Regions from separate parts of the Homo sapiens genome. Here region 1 is linked to region 2. A link is an interaction called in ENCODE POLR2A ChIA-PET data of the cell type or tissue named here. Cell type or tissue: Panc1. All regions are shown on one strand.

What was found. ChIA-PET counts read pairs that join two places held together with the same protein. Peaks named below come from ENCODE experiments on the same cell type or tissue, not always from the same donor. Only the 100,000 strongest peaks of a DNase experiment are listed, where the experiment ranks them.
Region 1: POLR2A ChIA-PET joins it to region 2 with 7 read pairs; 2 of 35 experiments call an interaction of 5 or more read pairs at or near these places.

Annotation. Positions count from the first base shown.
Region 1 is chr2:11,695,508-11,699,507 of GRCh38, reverse strand. It overlaps a transcript of LPIN1 not described here. Among named protein-coding and RNA genes, the nearest start is that of NTSR2, 27 kb to the right of the region's middle. RefSeq lists an enhancer at 2,066-2,914. In Panc1, no CTCF peak of the experiment used is centred here; a DNase peak (open chromatin) is centred at 1,907; H3K4me3 peaks cover 427 bases; H3K27ac peaks cover 2,726 bases.
Region 2 is chr2:11,988,750-11,992,749 of GRCh38, reverse strand. No RefSeq gene overlaps it. Among named protein-coding and RNA genes, the nearest start is that of MIR3681HG, 16 kb to the left of the region's middle. In Panc1, no CTCF peak of the experiment used is centred here; no DNase peak of the experiment used is centred here.

The sequences.
Region 1 (4,000 bases), 290 kb after region 2:
ACCGTAAAAGGTGAGCGTTCTGGTGTCTGTTTCCTCCCTGTTCTGCTCTTTCTTCCGCACGCCCCCCCCAGGGACTCCATACCCATACCCGCTGACATCAGGGCGCCGGTCAAGTCTAAGCTGTGGGTCGACCCTGACATCAACTTATGACATATCTCACTGTTTTCAACTACATGTAAGGACTTATCCTCAGCAAGAAAGTGTTCCCTAGAAAGGTCCTTATGTGGATTTATTTTAACAAGTACAAACATTTTGCATGTAAATGGGGGTTCAATAGTTCCTGAGGACCCGTTACTGATTTATAGCAGGAGTGTCCCATCTTTTGGTTTCCCTGGGCTACATTGGAAGAAGAATTGTCTTGGGCCATACATAAAATGCACTAACAATAGCTGATGAGCTAAACAAACAAAATAAAATTGCATTTTTTTTAATTGAAGAAACTGAGTTTCTTTGCAAAAAATCTCATAATATTTTAAGAACGTTTACAAAGTTGTGTTGGGCCACATTCAAAGCTATCCCTGGCTGCATACGGCCAGCGGACCATTGGTTGGCCAAGCTTGATTCATGGCCTCCATATATTTTCCCCAAAGGGGACGCTGATTTGAAGGAGGCACAAGTTCTACAGGCAGGGTGTGAGCTCAGGCAGTGGGCCCAAGGCCAACCACTGGCTCAGGCTGACACACCAGAGAGACAGCTGATAGGCATCATTTAGACTCCTAAGTTCCCTGACCCACCTTCTGCTCACAAAATGTGCAAAGCCCTGACCTCGTCCAAAATACCAGAGATTCCACATGAGAAGGACCCTAATCAACAAAGCTTATTCTGTTTAAATAGAAGTGCCCAGCAGCGGGAGTCCTGATAAAAACACTGTGTATTTCATAACGCGGAAGAAAGGAATTCACTCCGTGTTCAGAGGCATGGTGTCGGGCAATCTAGAAGACCAGCTTTTAACAACCTGGGCCTGATCCACCAGCTCACACGTGAGTGGGTTCTTCTGCAGAAATAGCACCAGGAACATGAAGAAACAGCTGTTTCTGAAACTGTTGGAGCCACGTGGTGTTGTCCCTGCTACTGTGTGCTGTTCCTACGTTTCCCGGAAGAGGCGTAGGACGTGGCAGCCAGTCACAGAAGCCTTGACTCTAAAGAGGATTTTTAAATACAGAACTCGGACACAGCCCCTTGACTTCAAGTACATCCAGTGCCTTCTCCCAAAGCATCTGGTCTCCTGAGACAGCTGCAACCTGCAGCAAAGCTGTCAGGAATGAGGGCCACGTGCGGCTCATCTGGGCCCGGCCAGGGGAGAACAGACAGCCTGAGTCAGGGCTTGCCATGACGTCAAGTGAGGATGGCCACCGGAGCCGCCCCGCACACCCCTGACTGAGCTATTCTGGGTCACAGACACCAACATCCCAGCAGGATCAGGACCTGAGAGAGGGGCTCTAGACAGAAATGGGCCCATCGCTTGACAGAAACGACAACACAGCGCTGGAGACAGTGAAACTCTCTGACCACCACCGGCTCCACCAGGACTGTAGGCAAAACTGGGCACTTCTGGGTCAGGAAGCCACCCACAGCCGGGGGTGCGTGACTAGTCTGGCTTGTGACTGAGGGCTGCCCCTCGGGAGAACCTGCATTTCTGAGCACACTCGCTTCCATGTAATGTGCGGTAGGGCTTGTTCCCTGGCCTGGTGAGATGGGGAGGAGGGGGTTGTAAATGGGGAAGGACACAAGGCCCGGGGCATTTGGTACCCAGACTCTGCCAGCACTCACACACCAGCAAGGCCAACAGGATGACTCAGTGTGATTCAGGTTTTCAGTGGCTGCAAAACCAGCCCACCAAGCACTTCTCCACTCACCCTGCCAATGAATGGGCGTCCTTTCCCTGTCCCCAGGCCAGGTCACTACCAGTGGCAGGCAAGGGAAGGAGTCAGCAGGTCACCACGGTTCAGCAAGCACTGGGCACCCAAGTGCTAGGGAGGAAGGGATGAATTCCCAAGACACGACGCACAGATTCGGGCAGACTTCCAGCTTCTAGGCCAAACCAGGGAGAAGCAGGAGCCGAGCACAGCTCCTGGTGCAGCCCCACAGTGGCCCACGGGGGCTGCTTCCTGTTCCTCCTGCACTGGCCACAGGCCACCAGGAGCTGCTTGCTTGCTGTTCCAGCCTGGAGCAAAGACAGAGCTCAGGGCTGCCAGGAGCACAAGAGCTGGGCGAGGCCAGGAAGCATCTGGGTAGTGCGGTTGTATCCAGAAGCAGCTGGGGGCTGATCAGGGGGAGCACGCAGCCCTCCGATTGCAGGGCTGCCTATTTGAGTGGCAGCTCCTCTTAGAAACAATGCAGAACAAGCCCAGGGCCCCACAGAAAAGGGCACTGCCCTTCCCAGAACTTGAGCTCCGGGACTACGCATCTGTTCTCACCAGATACAGCTTGGGGCTGAGGAACAAAGAGCCTTCCCTGGGCCACAGGTGGGGGACCCAGAGGCTGGGCAGGAGCCCCTGTTCTGAAGGGTCCCAGGCCCACACCACAGATGCTGCTGACGTGCAGAACCACTCTAAAGAAGAACAGAGAGACGCAGGAGCACAGAGGAGGTGCGGCCAGGGGAGGCACACCTGGGCGTAGCCAGGGAGGGGCGCAGGACACTTCGAGGCTGACAGGAGACCCACGTGGTGGGGAAAGGAGCCCCCCAAAGTGTCAGAGCATGAAGCAGCAGGAAGGAGCTCCCTCGGGCCACTGCTGGGATCAGTGGTGCCATGGAGCAAGCGAGGAGTTGTTTGGCCTGAAAGCCGGAAGCGTGCCCAAATCTTTGCATCACCATGTAGGCAGTCACCTCGCTCCTCAGCACTCGGGGCAGGACAGAAGCTTGCTGTCTGCTCACCAGACATCCTGTGCTGCCCTACAGACACCTTGCTCGCCAGCCATCCCCACTCACTTCTGACCGGGACCCAATTCTCTGGCCAAACCCAGGCTCTAGCACCGTCTTGGTGCTGCTTGAGAAACATCTAGTTTAAGTCAAAATCCAATGTCTTTTTAATATATAGACTATATGTACCTATGGACTAGAGGTGAATATATATACATCATATCAAATTCAAGTGACCCAGTATTTCAGGAGAACCCACTATGTCCCCAGCCTGCATGGGAAGCTGGGGATTCTGGCATGAACTGCACCTTATCCTTCCCTCGAGCAGCTCATTCGAGAGTCAGCAACCCCATCAGAAAACCAAACACCACATGTTCTCACTCATAAGTGGGAATTGAACAATGAGAACACATGGACACAGGGAGGGGAACACCACACACTGGGGCTTGTTTGGGGGCGGGGGTAAGGGGAGGGAACTTGGAGGACGGGTCATTAGGTGCAGCAAACCCCCATGGCACACGTATACCTATGTAACAAACCTGCATGTTCTCCGCATGGATCCTGGAACTTAAAGTAAAATTAAAAAAAAAAAAAAAAAAAAGGAGAGTCAGCAACTGTCAGAGCCATAGGATGGTGAAGGATGCTGCCGACCTCACAGCAGTGGGAAAGGGCCTGGCCACTGGGTAGAGAGGAGAAACATGTTTTATCAGTTATACTTCAAAACTCAGACCACATTTATAGTGGTCAAAAAAATCTATGGGAGGATACTGATTTGGACTGAGCTCCTGCACTAGGTCCCAACAGACCAACCCAAAATGGAGTCACTCATGCTAAGGTTCCACTCACCAAACCAAAACCTAAGCTGTTTCCTTGTGAGATCTGAACTGCCAATAAATCAAGACAGAGATGATAGCCAAATCCTTAAACAGGCCAGCTTCCCTCTGGCCACCCGCAAAAACAAAAATAAAACAAAAAAACAGAATTTCACAGCAATCAGTCAAAAGGGGCCCAGCTACCCTAAGCTGGCGTAATAGGGAGATCCCCTCTGCTTTAACCCATGTGAGGAAAGAACCTGAAGTTAACCAATCTGCTCCTCCCCTCCCCCTCATACCCTGACTGCATCTCTAGATGCCTTCTCTT
Region 2 (4,000 bases):
ACAGGCACAGGTCTGAGAAAGATGCTCTCCAGCTCTAAGATCCTATAAAATGTAATTGAAGTTGCTGACCCAAACACAGAGATCATTACTAGTATTAATAAAAGGTCTCTTAAAAGTGGGGGAAAAGTCTTTTCCCTGCTCCACAGTTTAGGCTTAGTAGAGAGGAGATTTAGTAATTTAACCTTGTCTTCTGAGACCAGTGAGATACAGATCTAGGGAGAGGATTTGTACAGTTTCCACCCTTGGAAAGAAAGGAACAGAATGAACTAACCAGCTGCCCAGCACAGGGCTCTTTTCCCATGCATTGTCTCAGTCTTTCCATAAATCCTGCAGCACAGATATTATCTCTACAGGGGAACAGTCGTGAGGGTTGCCAACAACTTGGAAATTAGGGAAGTAAAGTTAATAACAGAGAGTTAATAACAGTATCAGAGACACCAGCTCAGAGCCGAGATGTTGAAAGTTAACTGAAAAACAGAGAATGGCTTGAAAGCCAAGCTATTATATTAATAACTGGAGACATTAATACAGGTGAAGTTAAGCAGGACACCTGGTCATTCCTGGAAGCAGAGTAAGAAGAGCACAGAGTAGTGCCCATATCAGCATATCAGCAATGGCCAGGGAAGAAGCAGGTCTAAGGGCTCAACCCTTGCAGTCTCTGCGGCAAATTTAGTTCAACTACAAAAACGGACGGAAGAGGCTACTGGAGCACAGGGCCATGGGACACTTAAATTATCTAACTGTATATAATCATACTCTGAATGCATTTTCACCAAGGAACTTTGATACTATCATTGACTTTCCCATGTAACTTGCCCACAAGAAGAGAAGTTGCTATTTGACTAGTGCAAATATTTTGGCCAGTGTGACAGATATGTCTCTCATTCTAATTTAATATGCAATGTATTAGGCTGTTTTTGCACTGCTATAAAGAAATACCTGAAACTAGGTAATTTATAAAGAAAAGAAGTTTAGGCCGGGTGCAGTGGCTCATGCCTGTAATTCCAGCACTTTGGGAGGCCGAAGTGGGCAGATCACGAGGTCAGGAGATCAAAACCATCCTGGCTAACACGGTGAAACCCCAACTCTACTAAAAATACAAAAAAAAAATTTAGCCGGGTGTGGTGGCAGGTGCCTGTAGTCCCAGCTACTCGGGAGGCTGAGGCAGGAGAATGGCATGAACCCGGAACCCGGGAAGCGGAGCTTGCCATGAGCCGAGATGGGGCCACTGCACTCCAGCCTGGGTGACAGAGCGAGACTCTGTCTCAAAAAAAAAAAAAAAGAAAAAGAAAAAAGAAAAAAAAAGAAAAGAAGTTTAATTGGCTCACACTTCTGCAAGCTTCACAGGAAGCATGGTGCTGACATCTGCTCAGCTTCCGATGAAGCCTTAGGAAGCTCACAATCATTGTGAAAGGCAAAGGGGGAACAGGCATGTCACATGGCAAGAGCAGGGGCAAGGGAGACAGAGAGGAGTCAGGGGAGGTGTCACATACTTTTAAACAACCAGATCTCATGTGAACTCAGAGCAAGAGCTCACTTGTCACCAAGAGGATGGCCGAAGCTATTCATGAGGGATACACTCCCATGGTCAAAACACCTTCCACCAGGCCCCACCTCCAACTCTGGAGATTACAATCCAACATGAGATATGGATGGGGACAAATATCCAGACTATATCACATTGGAAGTATGGTTTTTACCTCAGCCTTATGAGCTTGGTTAATGCGAGTCTGCACCAAGAAATGGAACACAATCTTAGTGAATTGCCCTTATAACAAGGCTAAAGATCAGACCTTACACCATGAAAAATTCTCGTTGATACTGACTGCCTTGTGAAACATCTTGGTAGACTAACAATGGATGTTGCTTGGCCTTCTCATACGCAATCCTATTTGAAAGTTCACACTATCATATGTGTTGTAACTATCCTTCTCAATAATAATTATTTGTCTAGGAAACTCCTACTTATTCTTTAAAACCTAATAAAATGTCACCACAGCCATCCCTGACTTTTCCAGGCCAGAATTAACCACTTCCTATTTCATAATCCTATACCATTATACACGTTTCTCTGTTCACTTAATATATTGCAGTTTACATAGTTGTCTCTGAGGCCATACTCTGGGCTGTTTGAGAAAAGTAACGAGGTCTTATTTTTTATTCTTAGTTTCTTGAAAACAGCAGGTGTCCAATAAACATTGGTGAATTAATAAACAAGGTAATGTAAATCCCAATGGTTTATTCTAATTTGTGGCAATCAATAATTTAAATCAACTTAATGAAACCACAGAAAAGTAAGTCTAATTTTCTATAACAAGTACTGATTAATTGAACTTCCCTAAAATACAAAATTGGAAAAGGAAAGAAAAAAAAATCAGATTTGTGTAATGACAGAAAAAGCATAAAGTTTGAAGCTGGGGCTATCTGGCAATTATATCCCAGATTTACCTCTGCTACCTTCCTTGAGCCTGAATTTTCCTTACCAAAAAAAAAAAAAAAAAAAAAAAAAAATCTATGGTTGCCAGAAATTAAATAAGATAATGTAAATGTAAATAAAGTAGATAGCAAAGGCCATGAACACAGGGACTTAATAGAATAGCAGGAGCTCAGTAAATGTTAATTCCTTTCTTTTCTGGCCCCCATGAAGCCATTTTCCTGAAAGTCAAAATTAGATAATGCATTATACCAGGATTCTTATTCCCTCAAGATAAGAATTCTCCGCTTCCTAAGGAATGCTTATTCTTTCAACCAGCTGTCCAATGGTCAGAACCTCTCCCCTATCTGACTTTCCCCAAAACAGAAGCGCAGGAAAAAATAAGTAGGTAACTACCAGTAGCAATATCCATTTAACAAAGGTGTGAGGGTAGGGTGGGTCCCAAGGACAAGAACCCTGTCCCAAAATCTGAGTAATAATAACTATTTGCTGCCCAGGAAATTGCCTATGAGCTTGCTGGGTTGAGTGGAAGTGCACTGGCTCCAGGAAGAGGACATTACAGGGCAGCCAGGCTGAGGCACATGGTGTGGGGACCATGGTCACTGGGATCACCACGAGGTCAAGGGATCCCTCAACTCTGGGGCCACAAAAGGCATCCCTGTCCTCTTGGTCATAGACACAATAATAAAATGGGTTTTGCTGTTTTAGACAAATCTGGATATAGGGAGGGGGACATAGTGAAAAGCAAGGAAAAATTCCAAGGCCGTTTCCTCCCAGAGGATGTCCACTTTGACATCCAAGTTGGCCAGGTTGAAGAAATAGCAATCCTTGAAGCATGCTGTCTGTGACAGGGAGGAACTCCTCCTTCACTTCTTGAGTGTTTCAAGATGTATCTTTATAAGTAACAAACTAAAATGAAGATTAATGGGTGGAGGGAGACATGGAGCCAAATCTTACCCCAACAGGAACCACACGGCGGGGCACGCCACAGCCTGGGGAGTTTGGTCGGGAGAGTTGCCGAGATGGCTGTCAGAGCAGCAGAGGAAAGAATCCATCTCCCTGGGCTGGGACCGATTCCTTCTCATCTCCTGGAGGAAGACAAGGATTTCCTCAAATAAAGTGAAAGTCTCCTTTGGTCCAAGGTCACGGACATCCTTGTCCAACTTTGCTTCCGTTTACACACAAGGAAATGAGAACACTGAAGCCGATTAACTAAAGATGAAGTAGATGTGGTCCAAGTGTAAGTTTGAGCCAAAAATGTTCCTTCAAAGTCCAGTCCAAGAAAGCTCTTTCTAGATTTGGTGTCAGCATTTGGATTTTCCCCCAAAGATTTAGTCCATATTCTCAATAAGGAGAGGCTTGGGATTGGGAGGGGTGGAGAATTAGAGATGTAGTGTTGAGAGCACACACAACAGAGCAAGCTCTGGAGTCAGACAACGTTGGCTTCCGATCCTGGCTGTACCGCTAATGACTGTGTGATCTTAGGCAAGTATTTTAGCCTCTCTGAGCCTCAGTCTCCTGTCCTGCAAAAGTAAGCTTGACATCGTCGTTCTCACATTGTTGTGC